Regions from separate parts of the Homo sapiens genome. Here region 1 is linked to region 2. The links are chromatin loops, found by intact Hi-C in ENCODE. Cell type or tissue: gastrocnemius medialis. All regions are shown on one strand. Each heading gives the region's core, and the rest is flanking DNA. Links, peaks and the distances in the headings are about the cores only. Region 1 overlaps UBE3C (ubiquitin protein ligase E3C). Region 2 overlaps DNAJB6 (DnaJ heat shock protein family (Hsp40) member B6).

The links. A loop is a pair of places that touch in the nucleus more often than their neighbours do. Peaks named below come from ENCODE experiments on the same cell type or tissue, not always from the same donor. Only the 100,000 strongest peaks of a DNase experiment are listed, where the experiment ranks them.
Region 1: it touches region 2 in a loop (5-fold over the local background); 6 of 110 quality-filtered maps call a loop at or near these places.

What each region holds. Positions count from the first base shown.
Region 1 is chr7:157,247,583-157,254,594 of GRCh38, reverse strand. UBE3C (ubiquitin protein ligase E3C) reads right to left here. Exons shown (of 23, transcript NM_014671.3): 19 at 6,015-6,227; 20 at 453-641; 21 at 285-351. Among named protein-coding and RNA genes, the nearest start is that of DNAJB6, 86 kb to the left of the region's middle. In gastrocnemius medialis, for the core only: a CTCF peak has its summit at 3,785 (motif pointing right); no DNase peak of the experiment used is centred there.
Region 2 is chr7:157,403,450-157,410,461 of GRCh38, reverse strand. DNAJB6 (DnaJ heat shock protein family (Hsp40) member B6) reads right to left here. Exons shown (of 10, transcript NM_058246.4): 9 at 461-667. Among named protein-coding and RNA genes, the nearest start is that of DNAJB6, 70 kb to the right of the region's middle. RefSeq lists enhancers at 1-75, 76-1,075, 1,076-2,075, 3,932-4,601. In gastrocnemius medialis, for the core only: a CTCF peak has its summit at 4,307 (motif pointing right); DNase peaks (open chromatin) are centred at 4,371 and 5,191; H3K27ac peaks cover 2,358 bases.

The DNA of each region.
Region 1 (7,012 bases), core at 2,810-5,309, 160 kb after region 2:
AAAACCCTGTCTCTACTCAAAGTACAAAAATTAGTTGGGCCTGGTGGCAGGTGCCTGTAATCCCAGCTATTCGGGAGGCTGAGGCAGGAGAATTGCTTGAACCCGGGAGGCAAAGGTTTCAGTGAGCTGGGATCGCGCCACTGCACTCCAGCCTGGGCGACAAGAGTGAAACTCAGTCTGAAAAAAAAAAAATAAATAAATTAATTAAAATAAAATAAAAATTACTTTGGAAATATGACCACCTGCAACATTTTCAGAAACAATAACTAGCAGTGATAACATACCTGAATAGTTTGTAAAGGATTTTAGGTCCTCTAGGCTTATGGGAACTTGTGCACCAGAAATTAATACCTAAGGAAAAAAGTTCAAATAATAACATTTGAGGTAAATTTTAAGAAAGCCTGTTCATTTCCTGTGACAAGCGTGTCCCAGAAAGTCAGCAGGTAGGGTACCTGAATTTCTTGCTGATCAAACATTCGGAGCCACTCGAGGCTGACGACATTGGCAAGGCCCTGGCGGAAAGCCAGGCAGTGCTGGCGGATCTGCCTGTTCAGCCTGTAGTCTGCCACCAAGTGGATGTACGCAATCCGGTTGGCGCTGGTGACAGGGATGTCTTTCCCACCGAATTTTAGTTCAACTACCTGGGAATACAAAACGTAAGGATCTCAAAATCCTCAAAGTATGATAATAGGTTAAAAAAAAAAGCAAGAAACAAATGTTTTAAGGAAATAGGACTTGATGCTTTGTGAACAAGAATCTAAATACGAAATAGTACCCGAGTATGCACAGCATTGTGCAGATGCCAAGATGCACCTCCAGGAAGAGTCTCCGAAGCCCAGCACCTTACTCTGTCTTTAAGATCACTAACCATCCATGTTTCCTCCGAAGCACTAGGGAATTGTGCAGCAATGTCACCATGGCAATTTTACTTAAACAAAAATGAGAAATCACAGAGGGCAAAGACATGAAGCAAACAATCACCGTTAAGTCAGAAGAGAAAAAGCGACTCATTCTGGAGGAAACGCAAAGGCTGTAGTAAAGTGATTTCTCATTTTCATCCATATAAGCAGCACACACTTACCTGTGTGCTTCCACAATGCCATTACTATAAAGCACTTTAATTACGATACAAAGGGTGGTGGTAACGATCAGTGATAACAGATCAGCCAATTTCTTATGTATATAAACAGAGTGAGTAAGAACACTTTTTATTAGTACGTGGCTATACTCACAGAATTTGCAGGTATAACGTGGAGCTCCCATAAACACCACAAGAGTGCTCATGAGAAAAGCAACACAGCGGAAACACAGACCTGGGTCTTACTGTCCCCCACTTGTATGACAGACAAGTCACTTTACACCTTGAAACTTTTGGCCATTAATAAAATGGTGATATTTGTTTGTCTGACTTGGAATTGCTGTGATTACATGATTATATGAATTCATAAATACAAAACAGTACACGAGCAAAATACAATATAAACATGTAATCATAATTTATAAAGAGTGTATTTTAAATAAAAAAATTTTTAAAAAGTATTTATTAAGAAAACCAAAAAAACAGGCCGGGTATAGTGGCTCACGCCTCTAATCCCAGCACTGTGGGAGGCCAAGGCAAGAGGATCCCTTAAGCCCAGGAGTTTGAGATAAAGCAAGACCCCCACCTGTATTTCTAAAACAAAACAAAAAAACAACAAAAACACCCCAACTGCATTCCTGGGGTTAGATGAGGGCAACCTATACTGTGGACAATGAAAATATAAAATAAGCCCAAAATAAATGAACAAAGACATTTCAACTTCCCTACCTTTCCATTCTTTTCTTTTCACAGCCTTCAGTTTTCCTGGTAGCTTTAATATTCCCAGAGTAACAGACAAGACTGCTGCCTCTGGGCAATGGCACTGATGTCCCAGTCTCTTACCATTTACAGAAAGATTGTTTCACAAATGTGCTAGAGAGCCTGACTTAAGTCATCCTACAGCTGATGGTTATAGGAGACTCGTTTGCTGGTTCTCATTTTATACAGAATGTTCAAATTGAACTTGAACGTTCAACTTACCAGATCTGCTTCTTTTAACGTTTCACATTTTAAAGGATGATACAATTATTCTCAATAATTCACTTCCTAAGGTTTGGAACCATCAAGCCTAAGAATGGGCTTTCAATTCCATTGTCTTCATTCTGATTAAAGATTGTGTTCATTATCTTAATTCCTTTGCTTGTACTCAGCTGACAGTCCATCTGTTAACCAAGCCTCAGGAGGCTAGCTATTATATTTCAATGTATAAAATACCACCCCTTCCTTTAAATGGATTAGAGGCAGGTAATAAATGATGATGTACTTGTATGATTTGGAAGACAAAGGACCAGTGAAGTTATCAGTTAAAGGAACTTCCAAGGCTCCCAATTACCTTGCCTGATCAGAGAAAACTGACATTTCTATAACTTTTTTTTTTTTTGAGACAAGGTCTCACTCTGTCACCCACACTGGAGTGCAGTGGAGCAATCTTGGCTCAGTGCAACCTCCACCATCTGGGTTCAAGAGATTCTTGTGCTTCAGCCTCCCGAGTAGCTGGGATTACAGGTGCACATCACCACGCCCGGCTCAGTTTTTTGTATTTTTAGTAGAGACAGGGTTTCACCATGTTGGCCAGGCTGGTCTGAACTCCTGACCTCAAATGATCTGCCTGCCTTGGCCTCCCAAAGTGCTGGGATTACAGCCGTGAGCCACTGCGCCCAGCCCCTCTAATAACTTTTAAACGGTTACACTACTTTTAATTTAAAATTCTCTCTCAGGCTAAGCCTAAACAACTATGTGTACTTAAAAATCATGTCACATAAGTGCTAAATTTCAGATCTGAGGGACATATTTAAAATTTCCTCTAAATACAAATATATTTAACTGGAGCAGTTCTCAGGACAGCAAGATACCAAGAGCTGTCCTTTCTGCTCCTCCAGAAAGTCTATTTTCACTTGGAATCCATAAAGCCCCACAAGACACCACCATACATGACCTACTTCCATTAGCTCATTTCATCCTCCGGCACTCACACCCGTCTGAGATGAGGAAGGGGTCTTGTGACTTCCTTAAGCCTCACAGAAAAGCGGCCAAACCAGGACCTGAACCAAGGTGTCGTGACTCAAGTCCAATCTTTTCTACCTAACAGATGATTATTTGTGGGTCCTTCTTAAACCCTTAGCATTTTCTGCTAGAAAGAGTTCTATGTAAATTAGTCGTCTAAAATTTCATGGTCACTATTAAACAGATTAACAGCCAAATTGATTACACTGAAAAAAACAAATTTGAGAGCAGCACCATATTTTAAAAGGGATGATTAATTAACATAACCTGCTGACACAATAAAGTATTTGCATATTACAAGTCTTTAAATCATACTTTATAAACTTAAAAACTTGTAAGGAGGACTACCTATTTATTTCTACAGAAATCCTTAAGATCTCCCTCTAAATTAGGTGCTTCACTAGTGAATTTCTTAATTTTTCTCATTAGGCTCTTTAGTATAATTATTCTCATACATTATCTATAATTTTTTAACTCAGTGGGAATCTCTATGAATAACTGGAACATCTTAACTTCACACTTTTGCTTTTAACAGATTCCAGTATTATCGGCAGTGCTTTAATGGAATTCTTGCATATGCGACGTTTCACTATTAACATTTATTTCAGAAGGAAAAATGGGAAATACTCGCATTAGCAAAGGCCTCAGGCAGGTCACCACAACACTCACCGTCCGAAGGCTTTTATGCCATTTAGAAATCAGGCCACTAGGTGGTGCAAGACCTAGCAGCAAGCGACATCACTGGATGTCGAGTACTTCCTAATGACAGTAACAGCCCCCCCGCCAAATTATCTAAATTTTGCATTGGTGAAAATTCAGCTCTATGGTATGGAAAAATATGCAGAAACAAAAGCAACTAAATAAGTTGTAACCAAATAAATATGGCTCTTGGACAGGCATGGTGGCTTGCATCTGTAATCCCAGCACTTTGGGAGGCTGAGGCAGGAGGATCACTTGAGCCCAGGACTTTGAGACCAGCCTGGACAACATAGGGAGACACCCATGTCTATAAAAAACACAAAAATTAGCCAGGAATGGTGGCTCATGCCTGTAATCCCAGCACTTTGGGAGGTTGAGGCAGGAGGATCGCTTGAGCTCAGGAATTTGAGATCAACCTGGGTAACACAGGGCAACACTATCTCTACAAAAAACACAAAAATTAGCCAGGTTTGGTGGTGTACGCCTGTAATCCCAGCTACTCAGGAGGCTGAGGGTGCAGTGAACCGAGATGCCATCACTAGACTCCTCCAGCCTGGGTGACAGAGTGAAACCCCGTCTCAAAACAATACAACAACAACAACAAAGCCCCATATGCTAAAGTAGACAGAACAGTGTATGAGCTCCCAACCCCACACAGCCAGTTCATCAGGCATCACACCTCCCGGCCAGTCTCTGGAACTGATAGCCCCACTTCCTGCCCCTGTTCTCACCACACAGGGTCAGTATCCCTTATCTGAGTGAAATACTTGGGCCAGAAGTGTTTGGATTTGTATTTTTTCCCCCCAAATTTTGGAATATTTGCATTATACTTATCAGTAAGAGTCCTTAATCCAAAAACCTGAAATGGTCCAATCAGCATTTCCTTTGAGCTTCATGTTGGCACTCAGAAAGTTTTGGATTTTGGAACATTTTGGATTTTCAGATTATGGATGCACAGAGTGTATTTGAAGCAAATCCCAGATGTTACTAACTCATTAATAATTATTTTAGTATGCTGTATGTGGATGTTTATAACAGTAATATTCTTATTAGCCCAAACATAGGAACAACCCAAATGTCCATCAACCAGTAAAGACCTTGTGGTATATCCATATAATGGAATATCATTTGGCCAGAAAAGGAATGAAGTCCTGATCCATGCAACTACAAGTGAAGGAAGACCACGTAAAAGGCTCTGTCGTGCCGGCCACGGTGGCTCACGCCTGTAATCCCAGCACTTCAGGAGGCCAAGGCAGGCAGATCACCTGAGGTCGGGAGTTCGAGACCAGCCTGACCAACATGGAGAAACCCCATCTCTACTAAAAATACAAAAATTAGCTGGGCGTGGTGGCGCATTGTAATCCCAGCTACTCGGGAAGCTGGGGCAGGAGAATCACTTGAACCCGGGAGGTGGAGGTTGTGGTGAGCCGAGATTGCGCCACTGCACTCCAGCCTGGGCAACAAGAGTGAAACTCCATCTCAAAAAAAAAAAAGACTCTATCGATGTGAAGTGTCCACAGCAGGCCCATGCAGAGACAGAGTGGACTGGTGGCTGCCTGCGGGAGGTGGGGGAGCCTGCTAATGGGTGCACGGTTGCTCTGTAGACCGAGGAAAATGTGCTAACATTGGCTAGGGTGATGATGGCTGCACACCTCTACGAATATACTAAAAACCACTCAATCATGTACTAAAAAGGGCAGATTTTATGGTATGTGAGTTACATGTTGATAAAGCTGTTATTAAGAAAATCAGTTTGAATCTCTAATATAGACCTTTCTTTTTTCTTTTTTAAAAAGGATATAAGTAACAAAAGTAACCAGATGGGTAATGAACACACCCCCTAGACAGTGCTGGAGCAGCTGAGGTGGCTCTGAGCGGGCAAGGAGTGAGGACTAAGCAAGGGGTCCTGCCGGGAAGCTGCTGAACGGCCACCCCCAGCACCGGGAAGAGCCAGACAAGCAGCAAGCCTGGGCCGCAGCCTCGAGAGTGGAGCTCCGCAGGAGGGGCTGCCGGGCAGGAACAGGCTTCATGCGTGGGAGCAGGAACTGCACTCAGCTCAGACGCCAGGGCTAAGGTGCTTTGGAGCTATATGCTTCGACGTCTAACTCACAGCCACAGTCATTCTAACTAAAATGTGCGGAAGTCAAACGCTGTAACACAAATGGACTTCCACACACAAGGAGATGCTGCTACTTGCTATACAGGTATGTGAATCCTCCTCCTGACCCCTCACCTGCGCCTCTCCCAGGTCATTGTTCACCACAGTGAAGTTCAGCCCAAGCTCCTCCACATCGTCTTCGTAGCTCTTCAGAAAGAGCAAATTCTTATACACCTCAGGGTCTAGGGAGGCGAGGTGGTGAATGTCCACGTCGGCACTGGTTCCAAGCAACTTGGAAAGAAAGAAGCCTGCAAAGGGCAGCTCCACCAGCATGTTCTCATAGAGAGCCTTCAAAAGAGAACAGTGACAACGTTAGCATCGAATATACAAGCCTTCTACAAACAAAGAGCCATATGCTCAACTTGATATTAAACCCAATCCTAAGAGAGCAGGTATTTTCTCCTCATAGTACCGAAGATGGAAGCTGATATTCAGTGGGCAGGTACTGTGCTCCAGGATCCCGTGCAGGCATTCAATGCACGCACTAAGCATGCAGAGAACTCTGGAACAGACCACCTAGGAGCGAAATCGTGGAATTATGAAGAGACAGATCCTTCTTGTGAGACAGAAGCCAACAAATGCTCCTCCTCAACAGAAGGATGGTGAATCCTTCAGGAACTGCAGGTTTGTTAGTCTCCCAAGGTGGCTACGGCAAATGATCACACACTGCGAGACTGAAAACCACATGAACTCACGCCTCGCAGCTATTGGACCCTATTTCCAAACAAGGCCTCGCAGCTATTGGACCCTATTTCCAAACAAGGCCGTGCCCACAGGATGGGGTATTAGGATTTGAGCACAGTTTTGGGGGGTCCCAGTTCATAACCGCATATGCCACTCTGCCCTGCAGCACAAAAGCAGCCATGGACAATGTGTCAATGAGTGAGGGTGGCTATGTTCCAAATTTGGGTTTCATGTGATTTTCACATGTCAAGAAATATTACTTATGCTCTTTTTTTTTTTGGAGACGGAGTCTTGCTCTGTTGCCCAGGCTGGAGTGCAGCCGCGCGATCTCAGCTCACTGCAACCTCCGCCTCCCAGGTTCAAGCGATTCTCCTGCCTCAGCCTCCCCA
Region 2 (7,012 bases), core at 2,870-5,369:
ACTTGAGGGGGTCTTTTGTTCTGCACCCAGCGCAGAAGAAGGCACGAGAAGGTGAAGCTGACGGAGGGGCAGGGGCAAACGCAGACCCCACCAGCACGAGACCACCCGGCCTAAGCCACAGGCCTCAAGCTCTACGCTGAAAGCTACGAAAAGGCACGTCTACGGTAAAAGCAGCACCTCGCACTGCCGTGGCAGCTCTGTCATCCTTTGCGGAGCAACACGCTGCGTACAGGACACGCGGACCCCGTTTTAACGGTGGGGGGCCCGGAGCCACCGTGGCGTGGGGCGCCGCGAGCGGGAGAGGAGCAGAGCGAGGCTACCTCCTCCCGCCCCGCCCGACCGCCCACGCCCGCTCAGGTCAGAACACAGCAGCCCAGGCGCGGTTTGTGTCCTCGCTGTCCTCTGGCACCCAGAGAAGTCTCACTCTGCGCCTGCTCCACGGCTGCCTCCCTTTGCACACCTGCTGCGGACGCGAGGGGGTCCCAGGGCCCGGGTGCCCGAGGTCGGTCCTGCTCGCCCTCCTCCTCAGAGAGACAGTGAGGCGCGTGTCTCAGCAGCGAGGCAGGCCGGGGCGGCTTCGGCGGGCGGAGGCCGGCAGGCTGGGCTGGCAGGGCGTTCTGGCCTCTCCGCATGCGCTCCTCAGCGAGGGCATCGTCGTCGGCCACACCTGCAGGCACAGCGGGAGAGAGAGAGCCGTGAGTGAGCGGCGGCGGCCGGCCCCCATCCAGAGCAGAGGGAGGGAAGCTGGCCGCACGATCTCCCTGAATCCAGACGCGCCATCTCCGGGCAGGAGAAAGAGGTTATCTCCTTTCTTCAGTGGCGCCACTGGGGCCAGAACTTAATCCTCCAAGAGTGGGAAAAAAGTGAGTCATCAGAAAATCACCCCTCTCTCTCTCCTGGAAGAAGCGGCTCCCCGCCCCACCAGCTTTGGCACAGTCAACACGCCTCTTCCGAGAGTGAGTGTGCCCCACTGAAATCACGGTCAGGGCTGACAAGTTCGCTGTCAAAACCAGCCAGCTGAGCCACCCTGGGGAAGAAAGGTTCTGGGTCCAGTTGGCGATTTCCTCCTGAGTCCATACACGGAAGACATCCCCTCTCCGCCTCGTGCTGGAATAAATCTGTGGCAGCAGCGGCGGCGCCCACGGGAGCCACAGCCCCGCCCAAGGCAGGGCCATCCCGGCCACTCCAGTGCAGCTCCAGCTCTGGCCCCGCACAACACACACACCCAAGACGGGCCGGCTTCTCAACGCTCTGAAAAGTTGTGCTTTTATTAATCTTTGAAATACAGAAAAAGTCATTGGAAGGCCATGCATTAAAAAAAAGAAATATGGAAAAAATGTTTTGAACGCTGAGGAATAAAAACAAGAAAACAATATTCACAGAATGTTCTCCACTGTGATTCTCAAAGTTTGAGTGGCAATCACTGCGTGGATGTGAGGGAGGCAGCTGCGTCAGAGCTCCAGGAGCAAGTGTGCGAGGCCGCAGGTGGTGGGATTCCTCGTCCCTCCGCAAACTCTAAAATGTGCCTAAAACGACTGTCGCACCCAGCACTTCGGGCCCCGAGCCCTGCGCAGATGTAAAGCAAGGCAGACCCCTCCCGTGGCACAGCAGAGAGTTTACGCCAGGGGCGGCCCCATCCTCCTCGCTTCCCCGCAAGCACTGAGGAGCACTCAGCCATTGAAATGCATCTGAAACCCAACGGACTGACAGACCGACAGACATTCAGGAGCTTCTCCAATTAAACTGGCCTATACACCACTTCCAGTGCTGAGTGCCAGGCCCAGGGCCTGCCCCCAGGAGCTCAAATGTGGCTCAACCACAACAGAGAGAACGGGCTCCGAGGTCAGGAAGGAACCTGCTCTCAGGCTGTCCCCTCAGGCCAGGCTCTGGTCTTTGGAGACCACGATGGTGATGCTGGCCTAAGGAAGACCCCCACACAAGTGCAGAAATTCATCTCCAATGAACACCAAGACCTGGGCAACTCGCAGCCTGGAGCCTGTGTGTCCCCAGAGGGGAGGGCAAGCCTCACAAAATCCTAAAGCCACAGCACGGCGCCCACAGGGCTCCATCGTTTCTGGAATTCAGCAAACCCAAGAGGAGGCGCAGGCCTCAGATGTCACCTTCTACCCCAATCCTATTTCCCCACACTTTGAACACAGAAACGTGATTTTGGGGACCATTTAACCAAGCACCGTAAACGCAGGCTGTGAGGCTTGACCTATGACACCCCATTGTCAACACCCGGCCCGCGCGTCCTGCCAGGGGACCCCAGGACCCCTGCTGAGATGGCTGCACCAGGAGAATGCACGCACATCTCTCAGCATCACATGGAACTGTTGAGCTGAGAGGGGTCACCTAGCCCGGGGCCAGTTCTCCCCTTGGGAACTCCACGTGCTCACCTGCAGAACAAACAGGTGGCAGGGCTGCTGTCTGCGATTCTATGACGTGAGTGAAGTAAAACAGCACCCAGCACACAGGCCATGCCCGCGGGCGCCATGCACACACAGCACTTCCTGAGCACGCCTGCAGCAGGAGGAAACATGCCAGGGCGCCCGACCAGGCCCCAGTTGCAGGCTGGGAGCGAGGAGGGCTCTGGGACAGGGACACCCAGGACGTGGCTTCTCAGCAAACCAAGCTGTTTCCCAGCTGCCTGGACCCTGGCAAGAGAGCGGGACACATGGCGACAGTGCTGCGAAGTCGCTGTTGTGTGGCAACGTGGCTTCCAGATCTGACCTTCGAACTCAAAGGGGCCGTGTCGTCGAGAAGCATCTGCAGGCTGCCCGGGGACACCTGTGCACCCTGGGCCATCCCAGCCCCTTGGACACCAAGGAGAGACTCAGCACAGGTGCTCCCAGGGTACCACATCCCACCTTGGAGGGAGAGAGGAGAGACGAAGGGACCCACGCACACAGCAGCAAAGGGCCAACCAGAACCTGCCGGTGCTAAGCCCGTTCCTGCCTCCAGGAGGATTGCACCCAATACTCCGCCATGACTTTTAAGAATTATACTTTGCCAACTAAAGTAGAACATTTGAGAAAAAAATTTAAAGTTTCTGGTGTGTGACACACTGAACTGGACCCTAAATATCCATAGCTGTGAAGTCTTCCCCGGGGCACAGCGATGCAGCGTGAGCTCTGTCACTGCCGCCAGAAGAGCCGCCCCTGCCTGGCCCAGTCACAGCCCCCCGTGCCCAGGGAGCTTCAGAGCCAAGCGTGAGCCGCTCACTCGCCCCACTCCACGCGGAGGGAAAATGGGGGCAGGGTAACCCCACACATCCTGGCTCATCCTGGCTCTGGGAAGCCCAGTCTCGCTGCCAGTTGAAATTCTGCACTTCCAGCTCAGCTGCGGTTGGGACCCCCCCCACCTCCCAGCTGTTCCCCGCACCCCTGCTCCGCAGGTGAAAACGCGCCCCTGGGCGGGTGTCCGAGGACCTGTCTTCAGAGCGCTGTGGGTCAGCCGGGGCTGCCATCGCCTGGGGAGGGCCAGGCTGCGGGTCCAGCCTCGACCAGGGCTTCCCGCCCTCAAAGCCCAGCCTCCTCCCACCACGGAGGAAGAGAAACGCGCTGCCTTCAGAGCTGCTCTGGGGGAGGTTTTGCATTTACCGTCTGTTTAGAAAAAGGCCCCGCTGAGACTTAAGACTGATATTTTGAAAATGAATATTGAAGACACCTGCAGCGTCCAAAGCTCCCTGTGTCGTCTCCTCAGAGGCTGAGACCGCCAGGCAGGCATGGATGTTGCGTTCCTTCCAACCCCGGGCCGCTGAGCTGGCCGGCTGCGGGCTCAGAGAAGCCCTGGAGTGACTGGGGGAGAAAGGTGCAGGCTCCACGGCCACATCCACAGGGCAGCCTGGCTCCTGTGGATGCCTGCGCCCCATCCTCTCCTGCACAGCTCAGCCACTCCGCCCCCGGCCAGGTCCCGGCAACACCCAGAAGCCTCCCTCCCCCACTCACTTGGGAGGAAGGCTGGGGCTGGCACACGTGGCAGGTGGACAGCAGCTGCTTGGGTCTGGTCTCTAGAAAAACCCTTCTGGCCCCAGCAGTCCGACACAGTCCTGTGTCCCCAGGCCAAGCACACAAGGGACTCCCCAAGGTTCCTGTGAAACCTCATGGTTAGTGAGGTGCCAGGAAAAGTGACTTGAGGAAAGAAGATGAAGGTGGAGATGTGGACCTCCTTATCCAGATCTCCCTGGCATCACCTGGGGAGTCACGCAGCGTGCTGCTGCTCCAAACCCCCACACCGAGCTTCCCGTGGGCACGGTGCACTGCCGGCATGGACAGGGAGCGGCCGCCTCACGGCTGGGACACAGATGTGCCAGCAGGGGTCACCAGCTGTCTCACAAAAGGGACACACAGTTGGTCTGAACAGGAGGACTGCCCGATTCGGCCTCGATGGTTCTATCTGTTCAGAGCCAAGGCTCTGGGCGTCCTCCTGCTGCAGCTGCCCTGGCTACACGCCCGGCACTGCTGGAGGCTCTGTTCACCTCACTGCCAGGCGAAGCCATCACCTCCAAGGTTCTAACCTGCACTGTGGATGGAGCGTTCCCACCCCACTGCCTTCTACAGCTTTCCAGCAAGAAAAATGAAAAAGAGAAAGTGGCTGGAGAACAGTCACAGCAGGCAGGATGGACAGACCGGCTGCAGGAGAACCGGAACAAGCACCACCCCATGGCTCTCGCCTCGGACTCGGCCTCCCGGTCCCTCCCAGGCCCAGCATTATCCATTCTTCCTCCTGGCCACAACGGGATCAGCCCTGAGGTTCGGGTTTAATTGGCGCAGGATGTGGCCTGGTGCGGTCTGTCAAGGTCCCAGGAGACTGTACGGTGAGCTCCACGCCATGACAGGCTCTCCAGACATGCCCCCAAGGCCTCACATGCAGTGGCTCTCCATGTTCAGGGCTGACAGGGCCACTGCGTGAACTCTCTGTGGATCCCCACAGAGAGCAAGGCAGGTGTTCTTGGAAACCCAGCACCCTGGCCCATTCGCCTCCCAGTCACCACGAGGAGGAAGGAGCTGGGGCTGCTGATGCTGAGAACATGCCTCACAAGATATGGGAATGCACAGACCCACACTCCTGCCAGCATCCCAGGACGGAACAAGCCAGCCTCACGCACAGCCTGGAAGCAGGCGCCACACAGAGGGCCGAGGAACACACAACTCAGCACACTTCCCACAGCAACACCCTCTCCCATGGCAAAGAGCCCCCAGGACATTCTCTCGAACATCCTGCTAGAGCTCACGCAGCTATTGCACAACACGTCCTTGTATGATTCAGAATTTTCCTGCCACATCACCTTCTTATCTCTGCCATCGCCGCGTCCCACATGTGGGAGGACCTGGAGGTAGTGTTCTGCAGCACGTGTTCACCAAGGCCGGCCTGTCAGTGACCCAAGGACCCTGCTTCTGGCGCTCAACATGCCTGCAGTTCTGAGGATTCCATCAGTCCTTTCATGCGGGGAAGGGCCCAGACCACATCAATGTGTTCACACAAGTTACTGTTACACCAATCCTTTTAAAAACACTGCACAGGCTGGCACAGTGGCTCACACCTGTCATCCCAGCACTTTGGGAGGCTGAGGCAGGAGGATCACTTAAGCCCAGGAGTTTGAGACCAGCTTAGCTTTGAGATCAGCTTGGGTAACACAGAAAGACCCCATCTGGGCCAGGCACGGTGGCTCACGCCTATAATCCCAGCACTTTGAGAGGCTGAGGCAGGCGGATCACTTGAGGTCAGGAGTTTGAGACCAGCCTGGGCAACATGACCCCGTCTCTACTAAAAATACAAAAATTAGTCGGGTGTGGTGGCGTGTGCCTGTAGTCCCAGTTACTCGGGAGGCTCAAGCATAAGAATCGCTTGAGCCTGGGAGGCAGAGGTTGCAGTGAGCCAAGATTGCACCACTGCACTCCAGGCTGGGCAACAGAGCGAGACTCCTTACCAAAAAAAAAAAAGAAAAGAAAAAAGACAGACCCCATCTCTATCAAAAAAAAAAAAAAAAAAAGACAAAAATTAGCCCAGTGCGCTGTTGCACGCCTACAGTCCCAGCCGCTCTGGAGGCTGAGGTGGGAGAATTACTTGAGCCGAGGGGGTTCAAGGCTGCAGTGAGCTGTGATCGCACCACTGCACTCCAGCCTAACTGACAGATTAAGACTTTGTCTCAAAAAAAGAAAAAGAAAAAAAAAACTGCACAGTAGGGCTGAAAGTGGCAGCTCACACCTGTCATCCCAGCACTTTGGGAGGCTAAAGTGGAGGCTAAAGATCACTTGGGCCCAAGAGTTTGAGACCAGCCTGGGCAACATAGTGAGACCCCATCTCTACAAAAAAAAAGAAAAAATTAGCCAGGCCTAGTGGTGCATGCCTGTAGTCTAAGCTACTCAGGGGGCTGAGCTGGGAGGACGGCTTGAGCCTAGGAGTTCGAGGCTGCAGTGAGCTGTGATCGCACCACTGCACTCCTGCCTGGGTAACAGAAATCCTGCCTTAAAAAAAAACCCTGCACAGTAGGCTGAAAAGGTGTTCCTTCCCACCCTCAAGAAACAGCCAGTGCCCCTCACTCAACACTGAGGCTCCTGGGTCAGGGTGGACAGGAAGGCACCGCAGTCTCTGGAGCAGCCTCTGCTTCCGCTGCGAGTCCACACAGGGTGGGCTGCGCTTCCCCCTAAAGCCCCAGGGCAAGTATAACCGCTCTCTTTGGTTGCTAATTTGGGAAACAAGGTATTGTGAAACGACAATGAATCTCAGGACCCCAAAATCACTCAGCTAAAGGGAGAGAGCAAGCTGGGAACTGCATCGGGCACACCTGCCTCCCATTTTATTCCTAAAGAAGGTGGCTACAGCAGGGCACAGGGGTGCACACCTGTGGTCCCAGCTACTCAGGAGGCTGAGCTGGGAGGATCGCTTTACGTGAGCTCAGGAGGCAAAGGTTGCTGCGAGCTGAGACTGCACCACTGGACTCCAGCTTGGGCAGCAGGAATGAGACAATGTCTCAAAAAAAACAAACAAAAAAGCCACACACCTCCCT